2 separate regions of the Homo sapiens genome follow, and region 1 is linked to region 2. A link is an interaction called in ENCODE POLR2A ChIA-PET data of the cell type or tissue named here. Cell type or tissue: HCT116. All regions are shown on one strand. Each heading gives the region's core, and the rest is flanking DNA. Links, peaks and the distances in the headings are about the cores only.

Region 1 (7,126 bases), core at 861-5,860, 110 kb before region 2:
CAGTGAGCTGAGATCTTGGCATTGCACTCCAGCCTGGGCAACACAGCAAGAACCCATTTAAAAGAAAGAAAAAAAAAAAAGAATAAAAAAAGTAAAAAGAATCCCTTATATTGTAAAGAGCTTCACAATTTTAAAGTCTTTTTACATCCATTTACTCATTGGCTCTGCACCTGACAGGGGTTGCAGCCTTTCAATATTTTTAAATCACTCTCCCTCCTCCCCTTCATGACTTTTCTGCAACACTGAATCCAGACTTCTAACACTATATCTAGGTTTCGTTTGTGATTTTAACAGCTTTATTGAGATATAACTCACATACCATACAATTTACCATTTATCTTGTAAAACTGAATTTTTTTTAGTATAGTCACAGGGTTGTGCAATCATTATTACAATCTAATTTTATTTTATTATTTTTGATACATAATAATTATGCAAATTTATGAGATTCAATTTAATTTTAGAACATATTTATCTTTCCCAAAAGAAAACTCTTACCCATTAGCAGTCACTCCCCATTTCCCCCCAACTCTTTCAGTCCTAGGCAACCACTAAATCTACTTTCTTTTTCTGGAGATGTGCCCCTTTTAGAAATTTCCTATAAATAAAATCATATAGAATGTGATCTTTTGTGACTGGCTTCTTTCACTTAGCATGATGTTTTCACCATGTTTTAGCATGCTATTTTTGTTGCTGAATACTATTCCATTTTAAGGATACAACCATATTTTATTTATCCATGCATTAATTGATGGACATTTAGATTGTTTCCACTTTTTGGCTATTACAAATAATGCTACTATGAATATTTGTGGGCCAGTTTTTTTCTTTCTTTTTGAGTTGGAGTTTTGCTCTGTCACCCAGGCTGGCCAACATGGTGAGGTCAGGAGTTTGAGACCATCCTGGCCAACATGGTGAAATGCCATCTCTACTAAAAATACGAAAATTAGGTGGGTGTGGTGGAGTGTGCCTATAATCCCAGCTACTTGGAGGCTGGGGCGGGAGAATTGTTTGAACCTGGGGGGCCAAGGTTGCAGTGAGCTGAGATTGCGCCACTGCACTCAGCCTTAGCGACAGAGACTCTGTCTCAAAAAAATATATATAATAATAAATTAAAATAATAAAAGAATAAAATGATATTGAGCCTGTAATCCCAGCACTTTGGGAGGCCAAGGCAGGCAGGTCACTTGAGGCAAGGAGTTAGAGATCAGCCTGGCCAACATGGTGAAATCCCGTCTCTACTAAAATTACAAAAATTAGCCGGGCATGGTGGCCTGTGTCTGTAATCCCTGCTACTTGGGAGGCTGAGGCAGGAGAATCACTTGAACCTGGGAGGTGGAGGTTGCAGTGAGCCAAGATCGTGCCACTGCACTCCAACCTGGGTGACAGGGCGAGACTCTGTCTCGGTAAATAAATAAATAAATAAATAAAGATATTGAATGAACTTGAAGAAAAATTTTAAGCGAATAAAGCAACAAATAAAACAATTAAGTTTATCTATAATAAGCTATGCTTTGTATAAAAAGGGAAGGGCTGTGGAAGGGATAAATAAAAGTGAATTGTATTTATTACCTATTAAAAATAAGCTAGCAAACACTGGAAGGAAGAACAGCGACTGTTCTGAAGCCAGGAAAAGCAACCCAGGGTGGAAAGCATTCTTGCCAATGGCTGTTTTGCATCAGCCTATAGTTTCTTTCACTCCTAGAAGCTGGGCTGGGCTGGTGGGGGTTGGACCTCACTGGATAAGACTGACAGGATGGTCTTGGATGAAACTCCAGAAGAGGCCACCTAACGGGCCGGGAAGATCTGGCTGACTTGGGGGTGGGATCTACTCCAGAATGCTGACAACCAAACACCCCTGAGGCTGTCCCCTGGAGGATATAGGTTCCTAACTTTGCAAGGACTTCCTGAAGCTTCCCAAACACTGGATGACTCAAGCCTGGCCTTGGGAAGGGAAAGAGTGTTGGAGTGTGACAGCTTTAGAAGTTTGTCTTCCCTCTGGCAGGAGCAAAGAGTAGGTTGCCAGGGAACATAATATCTTGAGAAGGGCAAGAACAGATTGGAGGGCCACCTCATTGTATTTCATTCCTGGAAGAGGAAAAGGGAACATTCCTTCCCGCTGCCGCCTCAAAAGGGTATGAGAACACAGGGCATGCCCGATGGCTGCAAAAACTGGGACAGCATCCTCGCTTCTTGCTCTGTTCTCAAGGAGCATGCACAGTGTTTGCCTTGACCATTTCCTGTTTATACAAAAGCAATAAAATGAGCTTGCAAGGTAAATAACAACCCTGGTGGAGCAGTGTCTCACACGCTAAGGTACTGTTATCTGAGGTAAATTACAGAATTCACACTGATTGTCATCCAGCCTGGGGAGAGAATTTTCTAACTTGTAAAAACAGCAATAGTAAAATGTTCATGTTAAACTTGTTTTATATGGTAAGTGCCATCTTCCTTGTAAATTTCCTCAAGAACTGGGTTTCATTTTTCAGCATCTAGAAATAATAACCCCCAAAATAGCTAGCATTTACTGGGGACTCTCTGTGATAGGCAGTGTGCTAAGAATTTTGTTTAATTCTCATGTCACCACAATGCTTTACTGTAGCTACCCAGTAAATATTTGTCAAAGAGCTTGAAAAAACTATCAAAGACCTTCAAGAACAGAAAATTACAGACCAATATTCTTCATGAATATAAATGCAAAGATCCTTTTAAAATATTAGCAAATTGAATTCAATAAACAAGATTAGCATCATAACCAAAGTGGGATTTATCTCAGGAATGCAAAGATTGTTAAGTTTTTTTTTTTTTTTTTTTTTTTTGAGATGAAGTCTTGCTCTGTCGCCCAGTCTGGAGCACAGTGGTGCAATCTCGGCTCACTGCAACCTCCGCCTCTCGGGTTCAAGCGATTCTCATGCCTCAGCCTCCCAAGTAGCTGGGACTACAGGTGCGTGCCACCATGCCTGGCTAATTTTTTGTATTTTTAGTAGAGACGGGGTTTCACCGTGTTAGTCAGGATGGTCTCAATCTCCTGACCTCATGATCTGCCCGCCTCGGCCTCCCAAAGTGCTGGGATTACAGGTATGAGCCACCACGCCCGGCCAGATGGTTAAGTTTTTGAAAACCATTCAGTGTAATTCACCATATTAACGGAATAAAGGAGGAAAATAATATGATCATTCTGATAGATGTATAAAACATATTCAACAGGCCAGGCACAGTGGCTTATGCCTGTAATCCTAGCACTTTGGGAGGCTGAGGTGGGTGTATCACATGAGCTCAGGAGTTTGAGACCAGCCTGGGCGACACGGCAAAACCCTGTCTCTACAAAAAATACAAAAATTAGCCGGGTGTGATGGTGGGAGCCTGTGGTCTCAGCTACTTGGGAGGTTGAGGTGGAAGGATTGCTTGCAAGCCCGGGAGGTTGAGACTGCAGTGAGCTGTGATCGTGCCACTGCACTTCAGCCTGGGCCACAGAGCAAAACCCTGTCTCAACAACAACAACAACAACCAAAAAAAAAAAAAAAAAAAAAGAAAAGAAAAGAAAAGAAAAAATATTCAACAGGATTCAACACCCTTTCTTAATAAAAACAAAATAAAAATAAAACAAACTCAGGAAACTAGATCCTCAAGATCCTCAAGCTGATAAAAGACATCTACTGAAAAATTATATTAAATTGTGAAAGACTGAATGCTTTCCTCCTAAGATTAGGAACAAGACAGGGATGCTAACTTCACCATTTCTATTCAACACTGTACTGAAAGTCCTAGCCAGTGCAACAAGGCAAGGAAAAAAGAGGCATACAGATTGGGAAGAAAGGTGGAAGCAAAGCTGTCTCTATTAGCAGACGACATATTTATTACATAGATAATTCTAAGAAATCCATAAAATAATTACAGGAACTATAAGTGAATTTGGCAAGGTATAAGATAGTAAGTCAATGTACAAAATCAATTATATTTATCTAGACTGGCAGCAAACAATTGGAAAATGAAATAATTTCATTTATAGGGGCATTAAAAAACGAAACATTTAGAAATAAATTTAATAAAAGATGCTAAAGATGTCTACATTGAAAACTACAAATTAAACTGAAGTAAATGGTTCATGAAATGTAAGGTTTTTAAGGTGTCTTTTTTCTGTAAATTCATCTATAAGCACTTTTGTAAAATTAAGAAGCTGATTTTTTTTTTTTTCTTCTAGAAACAGGGTCTCACTCTGCCACCCGGGCTGCAGTGCAGTGGCACAATCATAGCTCACTGTAGCCTCCAACTCCTGGGTTCAAGCAATCCTCCTGCCTCAGCCTCCCAGGCAGCTGAGACTATAGGTGCCCACCACCATGCCCAGCTAATTTTTACATTTTTTTAAAGAGATGAGGTCTTGCAGGCCAGGCACAGTGGCTCACGCTTGTAATCTCAGCATTTTGGAAGGCCGAGGTAGGCGGATCTCCTGAGGTCAGGAGTCCAAGACCAGCCTGGCCAACATGGTGAAACCCTGTCTCTACTAAAAATACAAAGAAATTAGCTGGGCATGGTCGTGGGCACCTGTAATCCCAGCTACTCAGGAGGCTGAGTCAGGAGAATTGCTTGAACCCGGGAGGCGGAGGTTGTACTGAGCCTAGATCATGCCACTGCACTCCAGCCTGGGTGACAGAGTGAGACTCGTCTCAAAAAAAAAGAGATGAGGTCTTGCTATGTTGTCGAGGTTGGTCTTGAACTCCTGAGCTCAAGCAATCCTTGTGCCTCAGCCTCCAAAGTGCTGGGATTACAGGAATGAGCCACAGTGCCCAGCAAAAAATAATAACTTTTTTTGTAATAATTTTAGATTTACAGAAAAGTTGCAAAAATAATACAATGAGTTTCTGTATACTCACTCAATTTTCCATAAAGATAGCATTTTACATTACCATAATATGTTTGTCAAAAGTAAGAAATCAACACTGGCACCTTACTGTTTTATTTGGATTTCACTAATTCTTCCCCAGTGCCCTTTTTCTGTTCTAGGATCCAGTCCAGGATACTATACTGCGTTTAATTGTCATGTCTCCTTAGTTTACTTGAGTCTGTGACAATTTCTCAATCTTTCCTTTTTTTTTTTTTTTTTTTATGAGCTTGTCAGTTTTGAGGAGTACTGGTCAGGCATTATGTAGAATGTCCCTCAGTTTGGGTTTACCTGATGTTTTTCCCATGCTTGGACTATGGTTATGGATTTTGTGGAAGAATGCCACAGTGGCAACATGCCCTTTTCATCACATCACACCGGGGGTACATGCTGTCAACATGATTTATTATGGAGATGTTTTAATTTGATCACTTGGTCAACAAGCTGATTTTAAATTGTGTGTGGGGCCGGGCATGGTGGCTCATGCCTGTAATCCCAGCACTTTGGGAGGCCGAGGTGGGCGGATCACCTGAGGTCCGGAGTTTGAGACCAGCCTGGCCAACATGGTGAAACCCCCTCTCTACTAAAAATATGAAAATTAGCCAAGTGTGGTGGTGGGGGCCTGTAATCCCAGCTACTCTGAACCCGGGAGGTGTAGGTTGCAGTGAGCTGAGATTGTGCCATTGCACTCCATCCAGTCTGGGTGATGAGAGTGAAAAAAAAAAATGTATGTGGAAATACAAAGGATCTAGAATAGCAAAAATAATTTTCAAAAGTTAAGAGCAAAGCTATAAGACTTATATTACCTGATTTAGTGCCTTACAATAATCAAGACTGTGGAATTGGCACAAGGATAAACAAATAAGTCATCGGAACAGAGTAGAAATTTCAGAAGGAGAACCACACTTATATGATCAATCAATTTTCGACAGATACAGGAAAACAATTCAAGGGGGAATTGTGTTTTCATCAAATGGTGCAGGAACAAGTGGGTATCCACATGGAAAAAAAGAGGCTAAGAAACCTGCCCAAGGTCACCAAGTTTGTGAGTGGCAGGGACAGGTATTCCAAGCCAGACTTTCTGGCTAACATGTGCTATCAATTGTAAATATAAATTTATAACCAAAACATTTAGGTCACAATAATTTTTCAGTGTAAAATTCAATTTGAGGCTATACTATTTAAAAATGTCAATGTCATGAAAGCAAAAGCAAAGTTAAGGAAATGTTCTAGATTAAAGGGGACTCAAGAGACTTAGCTAAGTGCAATACATGATCCTGAACTGGATCCTGGGTCATACAGGCACACTAAAATTTCACAAAGGACATGAATGCAATAATGGAAAATAATATGGAGAGTATGTTAGATAATAATTTTGTGTGAATGTTAAATTCTCTGAATTTGAAATTCATACTGCAGTTACGTGACAATATGTTCTTATTTTTAGAAGATACATGTAGAATTATTTGGCTGTAAAGGGTGGTGATATCTGAAATAGTTCAGCATTATTAACAACAATGATCAAAATAATATGGAAAAAATCAAATATTGAAAAATATTAACAGTTGGTAAACCTAAGCTAAAAGTATATGGTCATTCATTGTATTATTCTTGTAACTTACTTATTTGAAATTCTAAAAACATTTTCAAATATAATGTTACAGGTATATATCACTTAAGTGCTAGAATTTGTAATTTTTTTATTTTTTATTTTTATTTATTTATTTTTATTTTTTTGAAACAGGGTTTCGCTCTGTCATCCAGGCTGGAGCACAGTGGTGCGATCATACATCACTGCAGCCTCGACTTCCCAGGCTCAAGCCATCCCCAGATCTCAGCCTCTCAAATATCTGGGATTACAGTTGTGTGCCACCATGCGTAGATAATTTTTGTATTTTTTGAAGAGACAAGAGCCTCACTATGTTGCCCAGCCTGGTCTTGAACTCCTGGGCTCAAGTGATCTGTCCACCTCGGCCTCCCAAAGTGCTGGAATTACGGGGCTTGAGCCACCACATTCAGCCTGTAAATGTTTTTATTTCTTTCAGAGATTTTGTTTCTTATGTTATCTCTCTACTCCCAATGCCTATCATAAGACTTGTAACAGTAAATAGTAAATGTCTGGAATAAATGTAAATATTTGAATCTAGAGTTTGTGGAGGATCCTAAGAATCTTGTGAGATTGCTCTCATAGTGTCAGTCTAACTAGGGAGGTAAAATACGTAAAGTTAAAATTTACAGACGTAGCAG
Region 2 (7,126 bases), core at 813-5,812:
AGGGCGTATGGAATTGCCAGGTTGTCATTGCACAAGGGGAGGGGTGTACGGCTCAGAATTGAGGGAAATGCTAAGGGTCACTCATAGGCTTGAGCACGAAGCTCACCAGGTGTCCGTGCTCTGTAGGTGGGTTGCAGGGAGAGCCAGGTCCACCCCTCTGTGAAGTTGTTCTTTGATGAGATGATGCGTATTAAGTGAACTATAAACTTTTAAGAGCACATTCCATACCCACTCGAAAACATTAGGAATCATTCCCTTTGGGAAAGTTGGTAGGCTCAAGGCAGTAGAGCGTGCTGCCAGCCTAGAGGGGCCCCTGTTAGTATTTCCTCTCACCACTAGTCTGAATTCTTGTAAGGGAGCCAAAATTAGAAAGAGAAGTTTGTGTTTTATTAATACCTTTAGCCCTTACAGCTTAGGTGTCTTTGGCTCCTTTGAACATAGTGGCAGGAAGACAGGATCACATCGCCGTTCCCAGCAGAAGGTTTTTTCCTGTCAAATCTGAATTCAGATCCCATCTCTGCCACTTATCCACTGAGTGATGTGGGAGGGCAGGCCACTGAACCTCTCCTGCCCTCAGATTTCCCCTCTAGGATGAGGCTAGTGAGTCCAAGTCATGGGGCTATTATAAAGATTAAAAATGAGATGGCCAGGGGCAGTGATGTGTCTGTAATCCCAGCTATTAATACTTGAGAGGCTGAGGTGAGAGGATTGCTTGAGCCCAGGAGTTTCAGGCTACAGTGAGCTATTATGGCACCACTGCACTCCAGTTTGGGCCACAGAGTGAGACCCTATCACTAAAAAAAAAAAAAAAAAAAAAAAAAAGAGAGAGAGGCCGGGCAGGGTGGCTCACGCCTGTAATCCAAGCACTTTGGGAGGCCGAGGCAGGTGGATCACCTGAGGTCAGGAGTTTGAGACCGGCCAACATGGTGAAACCTCGTCTCTACTAAAAATACAAAAAAAAATCAGCTGGGCATGGTGACGGGCGCCTGTTGTCCTAGCTACTCAGGAGGTTGAGGCAGGAGAATCACTTGAACCCAGGAGGCGGAGGTTGCAGTGAGCCGAGATCATGCCGTTGCACTCCAGCCTGGGTGACAGAACAAGACTCCGTCTCAAAAAAAAAAAAAAAAAAAAGAAGAGAAGTAATGGAAATGATATCCTCCAACTGCAAGCAACCCAAATGAATGTCCAAATGTCCTTTAACTCTTCAACTGATATACAGATAAACAAACTGTGGTACATCCAAATAATGGAATACAACTCGCCAATAACGAGAAACAGACTATTAACATGCACGACATATGCAACAACAACAGAGATGAATCTCACATGCACTCTGCCAAGTGAGAAAAGCAAGACACAAAAGAGTGCATATTTTTGTGGAATGATGTATGATTCCATCTATGAGACATTCTAGAAAACATAAAGCTAGAAGCACAGAGAACATACCAATGGTTGCTAGGGGTTGGGGGTGGCAATAGAGGAGACTGCAAAGGGGCATCAAAGAATTTGGTGGTGGGGGTGGGAGAAGTCTTTTTTATCTTTTTTTCTTTTTTTTTGAGATGGCGTCTCACTCTGTTGCCCAGGCTGGAGTGCGGTGGTATGATCTTGGCTGACTGCAACCTCCACCTCCTGGGTTCAAGCAATTCTCCTGCCTCAGCCTCTCAAATAGCTGGAATTACAGGCATGCGCCACCATGCCCGGCTAATTTTTGTATTTTTAGTAGAGATGGGGTTTCACCACATTGGTCAGGCTGGTCTCGAATTCCTGGCCTCATGTGACCCACCCACCTCGGCCTCCCAAAGTGCTGGGATTACAGGCGTGAGCCACTGCGCCGGGCCCTTTTGCATCTTGATCATAGTAGTGGCTGTGAGACTGTATACATTTGTGACAACTTGCAGAACTGCCCACTAAAAAGGATACATTTTACTGCATGTACATTATGCATTATTAAACCTGACATTAAAAACGCAAAAGCTGAAAAAAAAACTGGGGCCTAGTTAGTGGCCCCAGAAAGAAAATACCTATAGATTCCTTTTTTTTTTTTTTTTTTTTTTTTTTTTTTTTTGAGACAGAGTTTTGCTCTTCTTGCCCATGCTGGAGTGCAGCAGTGCAATCTCGGCTCACAGCAACCTCTGCCTCCCGGGTTCAAGCAATTCTCCTGTCTCACCCTCCCAAGTAGTTGGGATTACAGGCATGCGCCACCACGCCTGGCTAATTTTGTGTTTTTAGTAGAGACGGGGTTTCTCCATGTTGGTCAGGCTGGTCTCCAACTCCCGACCTCAGGTGATCTGCCCGCCTTGGCCTCCCAAAGTGCTGGGATTACAGATGTGAGCCACTGTGCCCGGCTAGATTCCTTTAAATTCAAGTGTTTATTGCAATGTGTTCTTCCCTGTAGCATTTTTACTTTTGTAAAAAGAGCCTGAAACTTTTGTATAAAAAGAAGGGTGGCTGTGTGTGCATGTGTGCATTTATTGTATATGCATAAAGAAACTCTGGAAAGATACACAAGAAACTAATAACATCAGAGACTGTGGGAGTGGGATAAGAATTAGGGAGAAGGAGGACTTGGTAAGGGAAAGAGAAAGAAAATTGTGTGTGTGTGTGTGTGTGTGTAATGTATATAATTTTTGAACCATGTGAACAGATTACCTATAAAAACATTAAATTACCAAAAAATCAAAAGGTTGAAAAGAAAGGGAAATGCTTAATCCCTAGGTGTGACTCTCCACTGGAGGAATCTGTAGGGGGTGGGATTCTTGTGGCAGCTACATCACATGAGCGTCTGCTTCCTGGGCCTTGGCCCCACCCACCTGGTTTAGTAAACTGGAAGCAAGACTGCGTTCCCGAGCAGATGGCCCAGGGTGGCTCCTGGTCCGGTTCAACAGAGAGTAGCTCTAAGCACACGCCCTTTCTTCCCCAGACATCTCCCCAGTGTGTATTCCAGTGGTAGACATTCCTTTTAGTCTTTCACCCCACAATTGGAATAAGACTTCACATTGCAGGTTTTCACCGAAGGAGTAATGATGGGCCTAAATTCATACTTCGTTGTAAATGTCTGATATCAGATTCTTAGACTCTTTCCCAGAGACCTGTTTTGTAAGAGAGCGATCAGACCTTATGAAGGTCTCAGGCTCCTGAAATCTAGGGCAATGGAGGCTTGGAAGACACAAGTTAATTACTTCCCAGTCTTGGCCGGGCGCGATGGCTCACGCCTGTAATCCCAGCACTTTAGGAGGCCGAGGCGGGTGGATCACGAGGTCAGGAGATGAAGACCATCCTGGCTAACACGTGAAACCCCGTCTGTACTAAACATACAAAAAAATTAGCCGGGCGTGGTGGCGGGCGCCTGTAGTCCCAGCTACTCGGGAGGCTGAGGCAGGAGAATGGCGTGAACCCAGGAAGCAGAGCTTGCAGTGAGCCGAGATCGCGCCACTGCACTCCAGCCTGGGCGACAGAGCAAGACTCCGTCTCAAAAAAAAAAAAAATATATTACTTCCCAGTCCTGTTTGTGGCAGACCTAGATGAAAGTTCTAGGAAACACATGCTTTGGAATCAGCCTGAACTTGAATCTCAGGACCCAGTCTGTTCCTACCTGTGAGCCCTTGGCCAAGTATTTCTCCTCTCTCTGTCTCGTTTTCTCATCTGTGAAATGGGAATGCTAATAACACCTTTGCCGGATGAGTTGACATGAGAGTAAGAGGCGAGCTTGTGGGTGACCGCAGGCAGTGCCATGAATGACCCACTTTAGGTGCTGAGCACCCAGGAGCCCTTCTTAGTGCGATTTGCCTGGGCTGCCTTGAGACCACACATGTGATGCGGGGGTGGGGGGGAAAGGGTAACAGAGAGGAGCAGTGACATGGAACAATCCCAAGAATGAAAGCAGGGCGGCGGGGCTGACTCACCGGATGACTCACTTCCTTGCCCAGGGATGTTCTGAGCATCCACGGAGCTGCTTCTCATAGTTCTCATACCCTTGGTTCCTTCTCTGTGGGGAAGGCAGGAGGAAGATGCCCCTCCTCGCCCAGAGCAGGGATCAGAATGTGGGACCTTCTCCGTCATACCCAGAACCATGGAGACTAGCTGGCACCCCATTTTTTAATTCACAAAATAACAGTCCCCATAAGATGTAATCTTTTTAAGGAAGAATAGTTTTTGCCCCAGGAGTACAGGAGAGATTCTAGACTCCTTTTGCCCTTTTCCAAATTATCACAGGGAGATCTGGACCCCGTAGAATATTTGAAAGTGCAGAAAAATGCAAAGAAGCAGAAAAAATCACCTATAATCCTATCGTTTAAACTTTATCACAGTGATGAGTTTGGTATTTTTCCATTCTATTTTTTTTCTCTGTATTTTTTCATTATATAGTCAAGTTTCTGCAGTCTATATCAGCACTATTCAAAGGAAATATGCAAACCACAGGTGTGAACCATATATGTAATTTAAAATGCTTCAGAAGCCTCATTAAAGAAAAATAAAAACAGGTGAAATTGTGTGTGTGTGTATGTGTGTGTGTGTGTATATATATATATATATATATATATATTTTTTTTTTTTTTTTTTTTTTTTTTTTTTTTTTTTGAGATGGAGTCTCACCCAGGCTGTAGTGTAGTGGCATGATCTTGACTCACTGCAACCTCTGGGTTCAAGCGATTCTTCTGCCTTAACTTCCTGAGTAGCTGGGATGACAGGTGCCTGCCACCATACCTGGCTGAATTTTTATATTTTTAGTAGAGACGGGGTTTCGCCATGTTGGTCAGGCTTGTCTCAAACTCCTGACCTCAGGTGATCCGCCCGCCCTGGTCTCCCACAGTGCTGGGATTACACGCATGAGCCACTGCACAATATATTATATTCAACCAAATATTTCAACAATATCATTTTATCATATAATCAATATAAACATTTAGCAATTTTTATGATTATTAAATTAAAAATGAGATATTTTACATGCTTGCACATCTGAATTCAGAGTTAGCCACATTCAAGTGTTCAGTAGGCACGTGGGGCTGGTGACTACCATGTTGAACAGTGCAAGCCTGTGCAACCCCTTTTTTTTTTTTTTTGAGGCAAGGTCTTACTCTGTCACCCAGGCTGGAGTGCAGTGATATGATTATGGCTCACTGCAGCCTTGACCTTCTAGGCTCAAGTGATCCTCCAGCTTCAGCCTCCCAAGTAGCTGGACTACAGATGTATGCTGCCATACTTGGCTAATTTCTTTTTCATTTTTTTAGAGGTGGGGTCTCACTGTGTTGTCCAGGCTGGTCTCGAACTCTGGCCTCAAGCAATCCTCCTTCCCAAAGTTCTGGGATTACAGGCATGAGCCTTGTCTGGCAAGTTCATGCAATTTCTAACTTGCTTTTGTTTTTGCTTAAATTACATCCTAAGTATTTCTCATATCATAAAATCTCTTTTGAAAAAGATAACTTTTATGAATTTCAATAACATGTATTTATTATCTAATACCAAAGGTAATATATTGGTTCGTGTTTTGGTTTGGTTTTTGTTTCTGGCCATTCAAGAACAATTTATGTTAGCTGTTTGATATAATTACTTCCCGACTATTTTCTCAGCAGACATTCACATTGAACAAAAATTGGATGCATACAATATGTACTGCTTTATAACCACCCTTTTCATTTATTGATATGTTATAAACATACAATGTCAGAGTTACACATGAGCCTGTATCCAGAGCCAAGCAGCCCAAACAACTGTTCTCTTCTCAGCAGTGGGAGGGGTAGCATTTGCATCCCCACTTCTCAAAAGTGGGAACTGAGGCTTAGAAAAGTAAAATGATTTTCATGATTATGAAGTTGAGATTCAACCCAGGTCTTTTGATTTTATCTCCAGAGCCTTTCATTTTTAACATATGGTCTCCTTCTGGAAGGAGGCATGGAAGGGATCCAAGATATGCCAAAGAAGCAATTTACAAATTAACGTTTGGAGTAGCATTCTCAGTAAATTGGGACTGTCTCCACCCATAGTTTTGCCTAACAAGCTTCCCGATCACCCAGGTAAATCCTTTTCCCTCCTGCACTCACGTCTCTGCAAGGCTGCCATCTCCTTGTGGGACACTCCCTCCCCATTCCCACCATGAAACGTAACTCTGTAACTTCCAAGAAAGAATCCTGATGGTCTAAGTCAGAGTTTATCCATCTCAGCGCTATTGATATTTGAGCCACATAATTCTTTGTTTTAGGAGGTGTTCTGTACTTTGTCGGATGTTTACTATCCTGACCTCTACCACTAGGTGCCCGAAGCACTCCTCCCCCGCCCCCCAGAAGTGACATTCAAAAATGTCTGCAGACATTGCCAAATGTCCCCTGCGGGGAACATCACCCCACTTGGAGAACCACCCCTCTAAGTATTATCAGATGGAGAAAATCTTTCCTAACTCAGTCATTTGATGCTACCCACAGACTAGATAGAGCAATTACTTCTTTGTTTTTCTTTTTTTCTGAGACAGAGTCTCACTTTGTTGTCCAGGCTGGAGTGCAATGGTGTGACCTCAGCTCACTGCAACCTCCACCTCCCGGGCTCAAGCGATTCCCCTGCCTCAGCCCCTCGAGTAGCTGGGATTACAGGCATGTGCCACCACGCCCAGCTATTTTTTTGTATTTTTGGTAGAGATGGGGTTTCATCATGTTGTCCAGGCTGGTCTTGAACTCCTGACCTCAAGTGATCGCCTGCCTCTGCCTCCCAAAGTGCTGGGATTACAGGTGTGAGCCATTGTGCTGGCCAACAATGCCTTCTTATGCAGACTGCATTGCTCAGAAAGATAGGAACGTTTTCTCTCCATCATTGAGTCTCCAGTGTCTGCGTATAGTAAGCACTCAACAAATGTGTACACAATTAAGGATGCTGGTGATTTTTTTTTTTTTAATCTTACATCAAGCTTTTCAAGACTGAGCTAATTGCACACATGTCCTATATCGTGATGCCCTTTAAAGAGCATTTCTATCTTTTCCTGGACTCCTTTTCTCCTGGAGTCCTGTGCCTTTCAGATTCTGATACTCAATCTATTATTTTCTTATACCAAAGAGAATGATATGGCAATCTTAGCAATTACATCCTTGAATGTCATATTACATTTGTATTGTGCACATATGCCATATGCTAGATTGAT

The links. ChIA-PET counts read pairs that join two places held together with the same protein. Peaks named below come from ENCODE experiments on the same cell type or tissue, not always from the same donor. Only the 100,000 strongest peaks of a DNase experiment are listed, where the experiment ranks them.
Region 1: POLR2A ChIA-PET joins it to region 2 with 6 read pairs; 8 of 35 experiments call an interaction of 5 or more read pairs at or near these places.

What each region holds. Positions count from the first base shown.
Region 1 is chr16:69,415,852-69,422,977 of GRCh38, forward strand. No RefSeq gene overlaps it. Among named protein-coding and RNA genes, the nearest start is that of CYB5B, 5.2 kb to the right of the region's middle. In HCT116, for the core only: no CTCF peak of the experiment used is centred there; no DNase peak of the experiment used is centred there; H3K27ac peaks cover 4,855 bases.
Region 2 is chr16:69,526,944-69,534,069 of GRCh38, forward strand. No RefSeq gene overlaps it. Among named protein-coding and RNA genes, the nearest start is that of MIR1538, 35 kb to the right of the region's middle. RefSeq lists enhancers at 2,683-2,977, 2,965-4,164, 3,434-4,143, 3,723-4,017. In HCT116, for the core only: no CTCF peak of the experiment used is centred there; DNase peaks (open chromatin) are centred at 2,808 and 3,868; H3K4me3 peaks cover 2,274 bases; H3K27ac peaks cover 4,235 bases.